Regions from separate parts of the Homo sapiens genome. Here regions 1, 2, 4 and 5 are each linked to region 3. A link is a contact called in ENCODE Hi-C or POLR2A ChIA-PET data. All regions are on one chromosome and are shown on one strand. The core of a region is the stretch at or near the end of the contact, and the rest is flanking DNA. Distances in the headings are between cores, read along the strand shown.

What was found. A loop is a pair of places that touch in the nucleus more often than their neighbours do. ChIA-PET counts read pairs that join two places held with the same protein, here RNA polymerase II (POLR2A). Pooled maps may share reads with other maps.
Region 1: a pooled map shows a loop between it and region 3 (8-fold over the local background). The contact joins the promoter of ZNF888 here to the promoter of ZNF83 in region 3. A Hi-C loop is called at or near these places in 1 of 37 single-sample maps with no recorded cell type and 8 of 50 pooled maps. POLR2A ChIA-PET finds 5 or more read pairs at or near these places in 1 of 52 experiments (endothelial cell of umbilical vein).
Region 2: a loop to region 3 is called in a map of B cell, with 14 times the contacts of the local background. The contact joins the promoter of ZNF320 here to the promoter of ZNF83 in region 3. A Hi-C loop is called at or near these places in 3 of 168 maps with a recorded cell type or tissue (B cell and naive thymus-derived CD4-positive, alpha-beta T cell), 4 of 37 single-sample maps with no recorded cell type and 12 of 50 pooled maps. POLR2A ChIA-PET finds 5 or more read pairs at or near these places in 1 of 52 experiments (activated T-cell).
Region 4: a map with no recorded cell type shows a loop between it and region 3 (10-fold over the local background). The contact joins the promoter of ZNF836 here to the promoter of ZNF83 in region 3. A Hi-C loop is called at or near these places in 1 of 37 single-sample maps with no recorded cell type and 10 of 50 pooled maps. POLR2A ChIA-PET finds 5 or more read pairs at or near these places in 4 of 52 experiments (CD4-positive, alpha-beta T cell, HepG2, OCI-LY7 and 1 more).
Region 5: a pooled map shows a loop between it and region 3 (18-fold over the local background). The contact joins the promoter of ZNF880 here to the promoter of ZNF83 in region 3. A Hi-C loop is called at or near these places in 9 of 50 pooled maps. POLR2A ChIA-PET finds 5 or more read pairs at or near these places in 4 of 52 experiments (CD4-positive, alpha-beta T cell, H1, activated CD8-positive, alpha-beta memory T cell and 1 more).

Annotation. Positions count from the first base shown.
Region 1 is chr19:52,922,049-52,925,254 of GRCh38, forward strand. It overlaps ZNF888 (zinc finger protein 888), which reads right to left and starts at 1,380. Exons shown (of 5, transcript NM_001393938.1): 1 at 1,321-1,380. It overlaps ZNF888-AS1 (ZNF888 antisense RNA 1), which reads left to right and starts at 1,301. Exons shown (of 2, transcript NR_186336.1): 1 at 1,301-1,416; 2 at 1,625-2,031. RefSeq lists enhancers at 308-1,041, 1,042-1,773, 1,263-1,312, 1,593-1,762 and a silencer at 1,453-1,502.
Region 2 is chr19:52,896,226-52,899,666 of GRCh38, forward strand. It overlaps ZNF320 (zinc finger protein 320), which reads right to left and starts at 1,410. Exons shown (of 6, transcript NM_001351774.2): 1 at 1,295-1,410. RefSeq lists enhancers at 945-1,144, 1,345-1,424.
Region 3 is chr19:52,636,735-52,640,245 of GRCh38, forward strand. It overlaps ZNF83 (zinc finger protein 83), which reads right to left and starts at 1,621. Exons shown (of 3, transcript NM_018300.4): 1 at 1,578-1,621. It also overlaps the pseudogene LOC124904757. RefSeq lists enhancers at 549-1,067, 1,068-1,585, 1,339-1,458 and a silencer at 1,669-1,868.
Region 4 is chr19:52,170,343-52,173,621 of GRCh38, forward strand. It overlaps ZNF836 (zinc finger protein 836), which reads right to left and starts at 1,279. Exons shown (of 5, transcript NM_001102657.3): 1 at 994-1,279. RefSeq lists an enhancer at 678-817 and a silencer at 1,398-1,447.
Region 5 is chr19:52,368,064-52,371,317 of GRCh38, forward strand. It overlaps ZNF880 (zinc finger protein 880), which reads left to right and starts at 1,860. Exons shown (of 4, transcript NM_001145434.2): 1 at 1,860-1,914. The coding sequence starts at 1,903. RefSeq lists enhancers at 1,542-1,841, 1,852-1,961, 2,162-2,301.

The sequences.
Region 1 (3,206 bases), core at 130-2,629, 290 kb after region 3:
TCACACCTGTATTCCCAGCACTTTGGGAGGTCGAGGCAGGTGGATCACCTGAAGTCAGGAGTTTGAGACCAGCCTGGCCAACATGGTGAAATCCTGTCTCTACTAAAAATACAAAAATTAGCTGGACTCCATCCACAGCTTATTTAACCTCTTGTTGCTCCTTTTCCCCAATCTTTAGATTGTTCTCAATGTCCATAGATTTCCACCTCTTCTCCCATCTCTCCTGAGCTCTCCCTGTTAAATTCTCTCTTCCCCGTTATACCCCCCTGGCCCCACTCTCTGGCACCCCAGATTTCCCAGGTGTCCTCCCTGCTGTGGTTCTCCCTCTGTTCTCCTTGCCACCAGCACCACTCTGCTCTGTCTGCCCTGGCTCCAAATCCCTCCTCCTCTCCCTCATTCTCATGAGCCTTTCTGTTTGCTGCCCCTCTCCCTACCTTGCTGTCTGTCCTTCATCTCTCTGTACATCCAGCTTTTCTCTACATTTCTCCAGTTGCTTTTCTCCTCCTGCTTTGTTATCTTTTGTTTTTTCACTTTTGCTGTCTCTTGGCAAATCCCTGACCATCCCCTACTTTGCCATCTGTTATGGGTCTTTCTCCTTCTTCTTTTATCTGTCTCAGGTTTTCTACTGCTCTCTGATTCCCTCTCTCTGTCTCCTGATCCCTTTGGCCCACACAATCACAGGAGGGTTTGGAGTAAGACGCCTGCATCCCAGAGAAGCGCATTTTCCAGGGGCTGGAGCTGGGCAGGCAAGAACACCCCGTGTCACAGGACAGGCCCCGGGTACCTCCCCAACGCGGGCTCAGGGAAAGCGGTGACTGCGGAGGGGAGACTTGGGGAGCAACAGGGCCCGGCATGAGGAGGGAGGTGGGGGGGAGATGACGCCTTCGGACAAGGGTGGGGTCCGCAGGATCCCACCACCGGGCAGAGAACGCGGCCTCCCTGGGACTGTGGTGTCAGCGCTGGGCTCCAGGGGCCGACGAGGGTGAGGCTGGGAAGCGCCAGAGCAGGGATCCACCTCTCGGGTGAGGACTTTAAAAAGCGCGGGGTGGGAGGAGTCAACAAACGGTTGTGAACGGGAAAACTACGCGATACAAACTGTATACATTGCCCTATAGCAAAAAGACCGAGGACAGGGCAGCCTCAGGGCGACTTTAAACCCAAAAGGAAGTGACTTCCGGACTCCTAGGGGAATGTCTCCATTTGCTCTTGTTGAAGGAAGAAGGGCGAGAATTTCCAGGTCTGTGGAGACCCCACATCCCAGGTACAGAATTGCCGGGGACCTGGAGGCACAGCCTCAATACAACACAGAGCAAAACTCACCGCCGCAGTGTGACTTCCAGTCCACGCGATCCGCTTCCTGGTCCGGGCGAATCTACAAGCACAGGACAGAAGCCAGGCCTCCGTGGAGCCAACGAGGTGGGCGGGGCCTGGGCGAGGTAGGGGCGGGGCCTGGGCGAGGTAGGGGCGGGGCGCCAGGCGGAGAGACCTGCCCTGTAGAACCGGCAGACGCGGGGCGGGGGCGGATCTGTGCTTCTCTCAGCCGCGTACCTAGCCGCTGTTTTTCGGGTTTTGGTGAGGGAAGAGACAGACCCTCTCATATTGTTTTATATTGTTTTATACTCAGTACCTGTTTTAAGAAAAAAAACAACAAGGAAGTAAAACCGAAGACAGGCAGCCCTGCGCCACGCCCAAAACCAGGCCTGGGCCTGCCTGGCCTAAACCCAATAGTTAAAAATCAACTCATAACTTAGAAACCAATGTTTTTCATAGATTCCAGACATTGTATAGAAGAACATTATGAAACTCCCTGCCCTGTTCTGTTTCTCTCTACCAGTGCACGAAACCCCTGTGTATATATCTGGGACTGTAGTCCCTGTTACGTATCCCCTAGATTGCTCAATCACGACCCTTTTATGTGAAATCTTTAGTGTTGTGAGCCCTTAAAAGGGACAGAAATTGTGCACCCGGGGAGCTCGGATTTTAAGGCAGCTTGCCGATGCTCCCAGCTGAATAAAGCCCTTCCTTCTACAACTCGGTGTCTGAGAGGTTTTGTCTGTGGCTCGTCCTGCTACACCGGAGGCAAGAGTGGCCAGGAAGGCTGAGGCATGATTCAAAAGCCCTGGAATTGTCTGGAACAGGGATGCAAACTAGAACGTGAAATGCAAAGCCCTGCCTAGGCAGAAAGTACGATCTCATGCTGATGGTACACAGAACAGAATAGAAATCTCTCCCTTTCTATTCTCCATTTGCTTCGGAGGGAGAGTCCACCCTGTGCTCAGCTTCAGAGACTTCCCTAGGGCCACCGCCTGGGATGCCGGAGGGAGTGTTCAGGCCAGGGAGGAGTGAGGTCACCACCTGCTACTTAAACACAGCAGAAATGTGGAAGTGGGGGCGGGAGCCTGAGGTCCAGCTACTCAGGAAGCAGTGGCGGGAGGATCATTGAGCCCGGAGGTCCAAGCCAGCCTGAGTGACAAAGTAACACCCCCTGCCGCAGGGATCCCTTCCTCATCTCTTTTTTTTTTAATTTTTAAAATAAAATTTTCATTGTGTGAGATAGGGATCCAACTTTATTCTTTTCCATGTGGATATCCAGTTAGTTGTCCCAGCACAATTGTGGATGACATCTATTAGTTTCTTTTTTTTATTTACTTTTTTTTCTTTTTCTTTTTTTTTTTTGAGACAGAGTATTTCTCTGTCACCCAGGCTGGAGTGCATTGGCAAGATCTCGGCTCACTGCAGCCTCTGCCTTCTGGGTTGAAGCAATTCTTCTGACTCAGCCTGCATAGTAGCTGGTATTACAGGCACGTGCCATCATGCCCGGCTAATTTTTGTTCTTTTGGTAGAGACAGGGTTTCACCATGTTGGCCAGGCTGGTCTCAAACTCCTGACTTCAAGTGATCCGCCTGCCTCGGCCTTCCGAAGTGCTGGGATTACAGGCGTGAGTCACCGTGCCGGGCCCAAGAAATACTCTTTACTTCACTTTTTAAATGTTGAGAAAATACAATTGAAAACTAAAAAATCTTCCCCAGATGAAAAATCATCTTCACTATGATAACAGAGAAGGAAATAACAACCATTTTATTAATAAAGAGCCTTAGACCTGAATGTAATGGGAAATAGAGGCAAACAGTTGAGAGGTTGAAAACAGAGAGAGAAACTTCACTGTTCTATACAACCCATTAAGTACATGTTTTCTTTTGTCTTTT
Region 2 (3,441 bases), core at 160-2,659, 260 kb after region 3:
GGATTACAGGCGCCCGACATCACACCTGGCTAATTTCTGTATTTTATTCGACACGAGATTTCGCCATGTTGACTAGGCTGGTCTCGAACTCCTGACCTCAGGTGATCTGCCCGCCTTGGCCTCCCAAAGTGCTGGGATTACAGGCATGAGCCATTGCACACGGCCTTTATTTTTATTTATTTATTTTTTAATTAAGAAACAAGGCGGGCATGGTGGCTCATGCCTGTAATTCCAGCATTTTGGGAGGGCGATACAGCTGGATCGCTTGAGCCCTGGAGTTGGAGACCAGCCTGAGCAACAAGGCAAAAGCCCGTCTCTACCAAGTACACAAAAATTAGCGCGGTGTGGTGGCGCGCGGCTGTGGTCCCAGCTACTCTGCAGGCTGAGGTGACAGGATCGCTTGAGCATAGGATGTTGATGATGCAGTGAGCTGTGATCCTGTCACCGCTCTCCCGCCTGGGCAACAGAGTGAGACCCCATCTCCAATAAAAAAGAATAAAAAAGAAATACCTGGGTCCTGGGTCTGGGGGCAGCGAATCTAAGGCCAATTAAGGCAAACTTTCTAAAACTAGACAAAAAGGAAAAACCCCATCTCCCCATCCGGAGTAACAAAGGATCAAAGGCCGCTGTCCCTACCGCCCTCCTCCTTCCACCACGTCTCAGAAAGGGAAAGAGCCCAGGAGTGGCCATGGCCAAGCACCGGCCACACCTTCATCTGCATAGGGCACCCATCTGCTCCGGCCTCGGGCCAATTCACCTCAGCATTTCGTTGGCCAAGGGCCAAAAATCCTTCATCCAGATAAGGGGTAGCCCATAGGGACCTCAAAATAAATACTTTAACCCCCTAAAACTTTCTAAACGGGTCCCCGGAGACGCTGGCTCGGGCCCACTCCCCTCTGTGGAGTGCTTTCTTGATTGCATATATTCGTTTTCCAGGAGTTGGAACTAGGTAGCAACACCGCACAAGGAGGGAGGTGGGGAGCGACGGAGCCTTCGGACAGGGGTGGCGTCTGCAGGATCTTAGGACCAGGCAGAGGACGCGGCCTCCCGGGAACCGGGGTTGAGGCGCGGCGCTCCTGAAGCCGCCGAGAGCGACGGTGGGAGGCGCCTAGGGCTGGAATCCAGCTCGCGGGTGAGGACTTGAAACAGCGCGAGGCGGGAGGACAGGTCAGGAAGGGTTTTGAGAAGGAAAATTCCGCGATAGGAGGTGTCTGCACGACCCCACTGCAGAAAGACCGAGGACGGGACCTGCCTCAGGGCCACTTTAAACTCGAAGGGACTCACGGACTCTCACCCGGACGTCTCAATTTGCTCTGGGTTGAGAAAGAGGGGCCGCAATTTCCAGGTCTGTGGGGACTCAACGTCCCCGGTATAGCAGCACCACAGGACTGGGAAGCACACATAAAACAGAGCGAAACTCACGCGCTGTGGTGTGACCTTCAGTCCCTGCCATCCGCTTCCGGGTCTATGCCAATCAGCGCAGGACAGAGGCCAGGCCTGGGCGGGACCCCCGAGAAGGTAGGCGGGGCCTGGACTAGGCCGGGATGAGACGCGAAGAGGTGGGCGGGGCCTGAACAAGGCCGGGGCGGGGTTGAGAAACAAGGGGCCTGGCTGGGAGAAGAGTCCTGGGCTATGAGGGGTCGGCGGGGGCGAGAAGCGGGTGGGTCCTGAGCTTTCCTCCATCTCGCTCTCTGCGCCTTTTTTCCAGGTTTTGGAGGCGAAAGCCGCCAGTGAGGCTGGAGCAGCTCAGCAGTCATTGAAATAGTACCTCCCTGAGAAGTCAACGTGAGGCGGTCATTGGACCCAGGAAAGTTCCTTGCTATTGAAATTAATTTTAGCAATTTATGTCCAAAATCTGGAAGTTGTCAAGGGAAGGAATGCAAACTAGAATGCGAAATACAAAGCTCTGCCTCAGCGAAACCTCCAATTTCCTGCTGACGGCCCACAGAACAGAATAGCAAATCCTCTCCCTTTCTATTTTCCATTCACTGGGGTGGGAGAATCCACCCTGTGCTCAGCTCCAGAGACTTCCTCAGGGCCACCGCCTGGGGTGCGGAGCGGAGGCCTCAGGCCAGGGAGGAGTGAGGTCACCACCTCCTGCTTAAACACAGCAGGGATGTGGGCGAGGTGGCGAGTCTGGGGTCCCGGCTACTCAGGAAGCAGGAGCCGCAAGACCGCTGAGCCCGGAGGTCCAGGCCAGCGTGGGCGACAAAGTAAGACCCTCTACCCCAGAGCTCCTTCCTCCGCCTCAATAAGAAAAAAAGGGATTTTTAAAAAAAGCATTGACATTGTAACAGTGTGTAGCAGGGCTAGCGGCAGACAAAACTTCTCAGACACTGAGTTGTAGAAGGAAGGGCTTTATTCAGCTGGGAGCGTCAGCAATCTACTGCCTTGAAATCCGAGCTCCCTGAATGCACAATTTCTGTCCTTTTTAAGGGTTCACAACACTAAAGATTTCACATGAAAGGGTCGTGATTGATTTGAGCGAGCAGGCGGTACGTGACAGGGGATGCATGCACCGGTGGTCAGAGAGAAACAGAACAGAGCGGGGAGTTTTACAATGTTCTTCTATACAATGTCTGGAATCTATGAATAACATTGGGTTCTAAGCCATAAGTTGATTTTTAACTACTGGGTTTAGGCCAGGCAGGCCCAGGCCTGGTTTCGGGCCTGGCCCCGGGGCTGCCTGTCTTTGGTTTTACTTTCTTGTTGTTTTTTCTTAAAACAGGTACTGAGTATAAAACAATATGAGAGGGTCTCTGTCTTCCTTTATTTCTTCTTTTTGAGAGTCTCACTTTTTATTAGTGGGAGTTCTTACTCTTGTTTTTGCTACTTATGTCTTTTTGTGTAATAGATTGATAGTGATTCATATAGTACACTTGTGCTGAATCATTTTGGTGAACTAAGGTAGCGATGAAGCTTTTTATCATTTGAAGAGGTACAGGTAGCAAACAAGAGAGCAGTAAGCAGCTTTTTATTACTATTATAACTCTTATTATAAGAGTTTTAAATCCTCCTATTGCTGGGAACTAATTTTTAAACATGGCTCCTGGATTGAGTCCGTGCCACACCTGTACGGGTACATGTGTCAGTTTTGTTATATTTTTAACTATGTCTTCAACTACTTTCCTCTGATGATCTATGTGTAGACAACAATTAGTAAGGTTAAATTTTCTACAAACTTTTCCTTCAGCTGCTAGCAAGTAGTCGAGAGCTAGTCTATTTTGATAGATAGCATTTCTTTTTCTTTTTTTGGTGATGGAGTCTCGCTCTGTCACCCAGGCTGGAGTGCAGTGGTGCAGTCTCAGCTCACTGCAAGCTCCACCTCCCGGGTTCACGCCATTCTCCTGCCTCAGCCTCCCTAGTAGCTGGGACTACAGGTGCTGCCACCGCACCCGGCTAATTTTTTGTATTTTTAGTAGAGACGGGGTTTCACTGTGT
Region 3 (3,511 bases), core at 371-2,870:
AGCCTGGACCTCCTGGGTTCAAGTGATCCTTCTGCCTCGGCCTTCAGAGTAGCTGGGATTACAGGTGCACACTATCATGCCCGGTTGTTTTTTTTTTTTTTTGGTAGAGATGGGGGTCTCACTATGTTGCCCAAGCTAGACTCGAACTCCTGTACTCAAGCAATCTTCTTGCCTCAGTCTCCTAAAGTGCTGGGATTACAGGCGTAAGCCACTGCGCCCAGCCCATCTTTCTTCATTACTGTGCTTCCCTCCCTAATTGTGTACATATCTCTCATTCTCCCCTTCTCTCTCTAGCTCTTGTTTTCTTTTCTTTTTACCTGGCATTCTGCTCCTCATTTTGTACCCCTCTCCTCTCCTGCTGTTTATCCCCTTCTTCCCTCTATTCCTTCTCTTCCACCTCTTCTGCTCCATCCTCGCAACTTACCTAACTTCTTGCTGTTCCTTCTCCCCAATCGTTCTATCGTCCTCAATCTTGATATATTTCCGCCTCTTCTCCCATCTCTGTGCATCCTCTGCTCTCCCTGTTAAATTCCGTCTTCCCTGTTATACCCCCTGTCCCCAATATGTGGAACCACAGATCCCCAGGTGTCCTCCCTGCTGTGGTTCTCCCTCTGTTCTCCTTGCCACCAGCACCACTCTGCTCTGTCTGCCCTGGCTCCAAATCCCTCCTCCTCTCCCTCACTCTGATGAGATTCCCTCTTTGCTGCCCCTCTCCCTACCTTGCTGTCCTTCATCTCTCTGTACATCTAGGTTTCTCTACGTTTCTCCAGTTACTTTTCTCCTCCTGCTTTCTTTTTTTTTCTTTTCACTTTTGCTGTCTCTTGACAAATCCATCACCCACCCTCTACTTTGCCCTCTGTTATGGGTCTTTCTCATTCTTTTCTCTGTCTCAGCTTTTCTACTGCTCTGTCTCCCAATGCCTTTGGCCGACACAATCACAGGAGGGTTTGGATAAGACGCCTGCATCCCGGAGGAGCTCGTTTTCCGGGGGCTGGAGCTGGGCAGGCAAGAACACCCCGTGTCACAGGACAGGCCCCGGGTACCTCCCCAACGCGGGTTCAGGGGAAGAGGTGACTGTGGAGGAGAGACCTGTGGAGCAGCAGGGCCCGCCACGAGGAGGGAGGTGGGGGGGAGACGGCGCCTTAAGACAAGGTTGGGGTCTGCAGGATTCCAGGACCAGGCAAAGTACGCGGCCTCCCTGGGACTGGGGCCCTGGCGCTGCGCTCCAGTGGCCTACGAAGGCGAGGGTGGGAGGCGCCCAGGGCGGGAATCCAGCTCTCGGGTGAGGACTTTAAAAAGCGAGGGGCGGGAGGAGTCAGAAAACAGTTTTGAGCAGGAAAACTACGCGACAGGAAGTGTATACATCGCCCTACAGCAGAAAGACCGGGGACAGCCCAGCCTCAGGGCGACTTTAAACCCAAAAGGAAGCGATATCCGGACTCTCATGGGGACGTCTCAATTTGTCCTGGGTGAAGGAAGAAGGGAGAGAATTTCCAGGTCTGTGGGGACCCCACGTCTCAGGTACAGCAGCGCCGGGGACCTGGTAAGCGCAGACTTAATAGAAGAGCGAAACTCACCGCCACGGTGTAACTTTCACTCCACATAATCCGCTTCCGGGTTTGCGCGCATGTGCGCGCGCAGTACAGAAGCCAGGTCTGGGCGGGGCCCGCGAGGTGGGCGGGGCCTGGATGAGGTAGGGGCGGGGTGGGAAGCCGAGAGACTTTCCCCTTTAGAACCAGCAGTGGGCGGGGCCAGGGCGGGACCTGTGAGTCTCTCAGCATCGTTCCCAGCGCAGAGGCATTTTTCGGGTTTTGGAGGCGAGACCGGCCAGGAAGGCTGAGGCATGATTCAAAAGCCCTGGAATTATCTGGAACGGGGATGCAAACTAGAATGTGAAATGCAAAGCCCTGCCTGGGCGGAAGGTACAATTTCATGCTGATAGCCCACAGAACCGAATAGAAATCCTCTCCCTTTCTATTCTCCATTCACTTGGGAGAGAGTCCACGCTGTGCTCAGCTTTAGAGACTCAGGCCACTGCCTGAGATGCAGGATGGAGTGCTCAGGCCAAGGATGGGTGAGGTCACCACCTGCGGCTTAAACACAGCTGGGATATGGGCGCGGGAGTGGGAGCCTGAGGTCCCAGCTATTCAGGAAGCAGCGGCGGGAGGATCGCCGAGCCTGGGAGTTCAGGCCAGCCTGGGCGACAAAGTAACACCCCCTCCCGCAGGGCTCCCTTCCTCGTCTCTCTCTCTCTTTTCTTTTTTATAATAAAATTTTTGATGATGTTACATAGGGATCCAACATTATTCTTTTCCACGTGGATATCCAGTTAGTTGTCCCAGCGTATTTGTGTAAGAGATCTATCAGTTTCTTTTTTTGTTTCTTGAGATGGAGTTTTGCTCTAGTTGACCAGGCTGGAGTGCAATGGCGCGATCTCTGTCTCCCAGGTTCAATCGATTCTCATGCCTCTATCTCCCAAGTAGCTGGGATCACAGGGATGTGCCACCATGCCCTGCTAATTTTGTATTTTTAGTAGAGATGGGATTTCTCCATGTTGGTCAGGTTGGTCTCAAATTTCCGACCTCAAGTAATCCGCCCGCCTCGGCCTCCCAAAGTGCTGGGATTACAGGTGTGAGCCACCGCGCCCGGCTTATTTTCTTTTATATATTTAGTTTTTTCTATTTTTTTTTTTTTTTTTTTTTGAGGCAGAGTTTTCTTTTTTGGCCAGGCTGGAATGCGGTGGCGAGATCTGGGCTCACTGCAGCCTCTGCCTCCTGGGTTGAACCGATTTTCCTGTCTCAGCCTCCGGAGTAGTTGACATTACAGACGCGCACAACCATGCCCGGCTAATTTTTGTATTTTCGATACAAACGAGGTTTCACTATATTGGCTAGGCTGGTCTCGAACTTCTGACTTCAAGTGATCTGACTGCCTCAGCCTCTGAAAGTGCTGGGATTATAGTCATAAGCCACACTTCCTGGCCCAAAAAATATTCATTTCTTTACTCTTTAAATTTTGAGAAAATATAATGGAAAACAAAAAAAATCTTCCCCCCAATGAGAAATCATCTTCACGATGATAATAGTGAAAGAAATAAAAACCACATTATTAATAAGTAAGCCTTAAACCAGAATGTGATGGGAAATTGAGGCAAACAGCTAAGAGGTTGAAAAGAGACAAGGAAACTTCACTGTTCTATACAACCCATTGAGTACATGTTTTCAAGATAAACACTAATCAGTCCTCAGGGAAGAGGACTTGACAACACTCTTGGTCACACATAGTTCATCCTGGCTCTATTTGGTAATGGAGGTGACCATCTGTGTCAGCTAATTAGCTTCATCCAGAGGGAGGGGGAAAACCCTAACCCATGTCTTTTTGACGAGTGTGAGTTTTACAACATAGCGACGCGTGCCCTCTCTGGTCAGGCGCCTACAATCCGACAGAAACTGACGTCAGCAGTAAATAATAAAATTTAGAATGTAAGATTAAGTACTGAGTTTATGTGAAC
Region 4 (3,279 bases), core at 29-2,528, 470 kb before region 3:
TTAAAATTCCCTCTTACCTGTTACACCTCCTTTGTTCCCACTCTCTAGCACCCCCAACTCCCTAGGCTTCCTCCCTGCTGTGGTTCTCCCTCTACTCTGCTTGTCACCCACTGCCCTCTCTCCCTCTCTTTCAGTCCCAGCACCACGTAGCTCTGTCGGCTGCGGCTCCAACTCTTTCACCTTCTCCCCACTGTCTGTCTGCAGTGCCTCCTCCTTTGCCGCCCCACTCTATTTTGCTGCCTTTCATCTCTCTGAAGGTCCCCCTTTTTTTCTAAATTTCTCTGTGTGCTTTCCTCCCCCTGCTTCTTTCTCCATTCGTTCTCTTTCACTCTTGCTGTCTCTTTGCAAATCCCTAAATTATCATCCATTTTGCCGTGTATTTATGGGTCTCCCTCATTCTCTTCTATTCGGTCTTTCCTTTTGCTCCGTCGCTCCCCTTCTTTTCCTCTCCTGATCCCTCTCACCCACACATTCAGTAAGAAAGGGGAGGAATAGGATGCCCACCTCCCGGAAAAGCATATTTTCCAGTGGAGTAAAATTTGGGAAGGAAGAACACTGGGTGTCACAAGACTCAGGTGACCTCCCCCAAGGGGGGGATCGAGAAAAGCAGTGGCTGTGAAGGGGAAGCCTGGGGAGCGAAAGGACCCGGCGTGAGGAGGACACAAGGTGGCAGGGGGTACGGTGTCTCAGGACAGGGAGGGTCTGCAGAATCCCAGGACCTGGGAGGAGAAGCGACTCCTTCAGGAGCCGGACGGCGGGCGCTCCCCTCCAGGGGCTGACGACGGAGAAGCTCCGGGGTCGCAACGGGCGGGAATCCACCTCCCGAGTGAGGACTCGACTTGGCGCAGGGCCGAAGCAGAGGTCAGTAAGGGTTTTAAGCAGGAACACGACCTGAGTGGGGTTGTCTACATGGTCCTAAGGCAGAAAGGCAGGGAGCAAGGAACAGCCTCAGAGAGATTTTTAAACCGAAAGGGAAGCAATTATCAGACTTACTTGGGGCGAAGGGGCTGTTGCTGGTATTTTAAGGTCCGTAGCGATCCCCAGGAAACGGGTATGGACAAGGGAAGACTGCCAAGTGCACGTTCGATTCAGGCAGACGGGGCGAAGCAAATGTTTAGTCCAGGTAGACGGAAACTGACGCGCAGCGCTGTGATCTTTTCCCCGCGCGATCTGCTTCCGGGTGTGCAGGAAGCTACACGCCCTGAGAAAAAAGACTGAGAGACCTGGGGCGGGAGAGGGGCCTGGGCGGGGTGCGACCCGCAAGGGAAAGGGCAGAAAGACTGGCCAGATTTGGGAACCCTGAAAGGGTGGGGCAAGGCTGATGCGGTAGTGGGCGGGGCCAGGTGGGCTAAGCGGGACGGGCGGTGTGGGCGGGACCTGTTTGGTGGGCGGGGCCTGTTATTCGCTCTGCCTTCCACCCAGCAAGTCTTTGTTCTCCCGATTTAGGAGTATTTGTGACTATTTCTTGTCCTGTGAAGCAGCGTTGCTTCCTGCCTATTTTAAGTTAATGTTTTAGACTTTAAGGTCAAAGCTTAAAGTTGTGGTCCACTTCTGTTGGAAACTAAGATGTTTTCTTCTTGTCAAGTTGAACTGATTTAAGTCAAAATCGATTTTTGCGAGCCTGGTGGACTCCATCGGGTCTTGCCAGTGAGGCTGAAGCCAGTTAAGGCTGAAGTTACTCAGTAGTCAGGGAACTAGGATCTCCGTGAAGATCTGATGTGCAGCCGTGGCTGGATCCAGGAACCCTGAAGACATTATGCTAAGCGAAATGTGCTAGACACAGAAAGACAAATCCTGCATGTGCTTACTTACATGTGCAATCTACAAACATCAAAATTACAGTAACAGAGTAGAAGGGTGGTTTCCAGGGCTGACGGTCTATCCTGTGCCTGTCCCACCATTGTATTTTGGAAGCAAATAGCTTCTTTGGCTTCACAGTTTCACAGCTGGACAGAAATTTTGCCTCAGGATGAACCACACTTTGAGTCTCACCCATATGTGATTCAGATAATATTTGGGTAATATTTGGGCCTTAGAGTTTGATACTGAAATGGATTAAGACTTTTGAAATGGGCCAGGAGCAGTGGCTCTGGCCTGTAATCCCAGCTCTTTGGGAGGCCAAGGTGGAAGGATTGCTTGAGCTCAAGAATTCAAGACCAACCTGGGGCAACATAGTAAGACCCTTGTCTCTACAAAAAATACAAAAATTAGCCAGGCATGGTGGCTCACGCCTATAGTCACAGCTATTTGGGAGGCTGAGGTGGGAGGATCTCTTGAGCCCAGGGGATCAAGGCTGCAATGAGTTGTCTTTGCACCACTGAACTGCTGCCAGGGCAACAGAGTGAGACTCTGTCTCAAAAAATAATAATAATAAGACTTTTGAGATGTTAGGATGGGGGTGAAGGGATCTTGCATGTGAGAAGGACATGAATTTTGGGAGTCCAGAGTACAGAATGTTATGAGCTGAATCACGTCCCTAAAAAATCATTGTTGGCCAAGCGCGGTGGCTCATGCCTATAATCCCAGCACTTTGGGAGGCCGCGGCGGGCGGATCACAAGGTCATGAGATCGAGACCATCCTGGTTAACACGGTGAAACCCTGTCTCTACTAAAAATGCAAAAAATTAGCCGGGCGTGGTGGCGGGTGCGTGTGGTCCCAGCTGCTCCGGAGGCAGAGGCAGGAGAATGGCGTGAACCCAGGAGGCGGAGCTTGCAGTGAGCCGAGATCCAGCCACTGCACTCCAGCCTGGGCGGCAAAGCGAGACTCTGTCTCAAAAAATAAATAAATAAATAAAATAAAATAAATCATTGTCTTTAAGTTCTAACACCCAGTACCTCAGAATATGACTGTATTTTGAAATAGGGCATTTAGAGGCTATTAAGTTAAACTAAGCTTGTTAGAATGGGCTCTGATGCAATCTGACTGATGTTTTGATAAGAGGAAATTTGGCTGGAAGCAGTGCTTCATGCCTGTAATCCCAGCACTTTGGGAGGTCAAGGTGGATGGATCACTTGAGCTCAGAAGTTTGAGACCAGCCTGGCCAACATGGTGAAACCCCATCTCTACTGAAAATACAAAAATTAGCCAGGTGTGGTGGCGCATGCCTTTAGTGCCAGCTACTCGGGAGGCTGAGGCAGGAGAATTGCTTGAATCTGGGAGGCAGAGCTTGCAGTGAGCCGAGATCGCGCCACTGCACTCCAGCCTGGGTGACAGGGTGAGACTCTGTCTCTTAAAAAAAAAAAAAGAAAAATTAGCCGGGTGTGGTGTCACGCACCTGT
Region 5 (3,254 bases), core at 610-3,109, 270 kb before region 3:
GGCCTGGTGGTGTGCACCTGTAATCCCAGCTACTTGGGAGGCTGAGGCAGGAGAATCGCTTGAACCCAAGAGGCAGAGGTTGCAGTGAGCTGAGATCACCCCACTGCACTCCAGCCTGGTGACAGAGCAAGGCTCCGTCTCAAAAAAAAAAAAATAATAATAATACTGTAACACAATTTCTTTTTGTACTTCTAGTGTTCAGTGACATCATTTGAAAATATTAATGTTCACCCATCTTCTTTTTAAGTCACACACAGAAAGGGAATTTTGTTTTGGTACATTAACTAGAAACTTCATATAGTCACCCTCACAACTCTTTTGGTAATTTGAATTTTTGACCACTCTTCTGGAACTTGTTTGAAGTCCCCCTAAGGTTTGGCTTGGATCTTGAGAATGATGATCCCATACACTGATATGGTTTGAGAGTGTTTATTATATAATGAGGCTCTGTGGGGGAAAGCAGGGTATACTTTTCCAGCTGGTCCAAAAGTGGCTTCAGAGAACTGGGATAGGTGACTGGCTTGGGGTGTCATGATTGCTAAAGGGTAGGGCTGGGGCGGGGATACCCACTACCCATACTGGAAACTTAGTTACAATTCACACCTAGCATGTATATTTTTATATTTTTTGTATGTATATATATTTTTACATTTTTTTCCTACATTGCCTCCAAATTCTATGTTTAATACATTTCTTCCCTGTTTTGCTCTGGTGAAAACTTTAGGGGACAAATAAATGAGTGCTGTTTGGAGACAAAATTTTGTGACATGGGACTGGGCATTGTGGCGTGTGCCTGTAGTCCCAGCTACTTGGGAGGCTGAGATGGGAGGATCACTTGATGCCAGGAGGTCGAGGCTGCAGTCAGTGAGCTGTCTGCACTTCAGCCTGAAAGACAGAGGGAGACCATCTCAAAAAAAAAAAAAAAAAAAAAAAAAAAGTTGTGACCTGAGTATGTCCATAAGACAATGGCAGGTATACACTAGGATTAATATAAATATGAAAAAAAAAAAAAAACTTGGCCGGGTGCGGTGGCTCACGCCTGTAATCCCAACATTTTGGGAGGCCAAGGCAGGCGGATCACGAGGTCAGGAGTTCAAGACCAGCCTGGCCAACATGGAGAAACCCTGTCTCTATTAAAAGTACAAAAAAGTAGCCCGGTGTGGTGGTGGGCGCCTGTAATCCCAGCTACTCGGGAGACTGAGGCAGGAGAATCGCTTGAACCCAGGCGGCGGAGGTTGCAGTGAGCCGAGATCGCGCCACTTCACTCCAGCCTGGGCAAAAGAACGAAACTCTGTCTCCAAAAAAAAAAAAAAAAAAAAAAGGAAATTGCACATTCCGCCCTGGCAGGGTTTTGCATTTCATATTTTAATTTGCATCCCCTTCATAAACAATTCAAGGACTTTAAAATTCCGGAAACTAGTGTTTATTATTCATTTATATTTATTTATTTTAATTATTTATTTCCAATTTGTTATTTATGATTATGTATTTATTAGGCGCAAGGTTTCTCTCTCATGCCCAGGCGGGAGTGCAGCGCACGACCTCGGCTCACTGCAGCCTCCACCTCATGGGCTCAAGCGATCCTCCCACCTCAGCATCCGGGTAGCTAGGACCACATGCGAGCGCCCCTACAGCCGATTTAAAATTAATTTTAATAGCAGGAATTTTCCTGGATCTAATCATCAACAAACTTTCCCTCTGCCGGGACACAATCTATTTCCAGATAGCTGAGTTCTTCCAGTCTCCACGGCAGGTCTAGCCTCCAAAACGAGACGAGCTGGGAGCGAGGCGGAGGGAAGCGCAGGCTCCGCCCAATCCCACCCGGGCCTGGCCTCGCCTCGCCTCTCAGCTGCGCGCGCAGTTTCCTGGAGACCCGGAAGCAGATTACGTGGAGTGACGGTCATGCTGCGGCGTGTGAGTTTCCCTTTGTTTAGATTAAATCTGGGATGCTGAGTCCCCTCGCGCTTCTGTACCCGGCATCTCAGGGGTCACACAGACCTTGAAATCCCCGCATCGCTCCCTCCACCCCGACTAAACTCAGACGTTCTAATGAGAGTCTGGCGGTCGCTTCCCTGAGTGTTAAAATCGCTCGGAGGCTGGTCCTGTCCCCGGTCTTTCACCACAGGGCCATGTAGACAGCTCCTGTCGCGGAGTTTGCCTGCTTCAAATCCTTCAGTGACCCCTAGACACGGCCCGCGCTGCGTAAAGTTCTCACCCGCGAGATGGATCCACGTCTTTCCGGTCCCCCAAGCCTCGCCCTCTTTTCACAGGCCTGCCCCCTTTTCTGTGCCTTAAATGAGAGGAAATCGATCTGATGTTTACTGCTGATTGTGATGTTTCAGCCTCCATTGGGCTTTTGCTAACACCTAAATAAATATTTAGTGGACAAAATTAGGTTAGTGCAAAAGTAATGGCAAACCGCGATCACTTTTGCACCAACCTAATATTTATGGGCCGGGGCTGGAATTCCATCTTCTCCGGAGGCCCAGGCTGGAGAATTCCTTGAGCACAGGAGTTTGAGACCACTCTGGACAACATAGTGAGACCCCCATCTCAATTTTTGAAACATATGTTTCAGTACGGGTATTTAATAGAGATTGGAATTCTCGTTTCTATGTTTTTACATGGTCTGACTTTTTGAAATAGTTTGAAATAATGTTTATAAACTGAATTGAGCACAGTTTATACATTTTTATTGTTGCAAACATGCTGAAATGCACATTTGCAAAAACAACGACAGCCAGGCACAGTGGTGCACGCTTGTCATTCGAGTTACTCGGAGAGGGTGTCATTTGAGGCCAGGAATTCAAGGCTGTAGTGTGCCATGAATAAGCCACTGCACTGCAACCTGGACACATTAAAAAACGAACAAAGACAAATATCTAAAAAAGAGGTTATTGACAGACAACTCTTTCAGTTGTCACATATATGTTTACTAGAGTATATGTGTGTGAATGTATATATGTATATGAATAAGTGTGTACATGTGATGTGTGTGGATGAGTGCACAGATGAGCAAGTCTATTGTTTTTATCAAAGGCGCATCATCAGTTTATATACGTCTTATATCTTTTAACAGTTGAAATTACATCTTATATATTTTCATGACCTTAAAATTGTTCTACACTGTTATGATAGTGAGTCTATGGCTGTAAGGATAGTAACCTGTTATGGGGATACATGTGCGACAGTTTCTTGATTTTAATCCCGGAACTTATTTTAACTATACTCAGTTAGGTCATTGTCTGTCAATT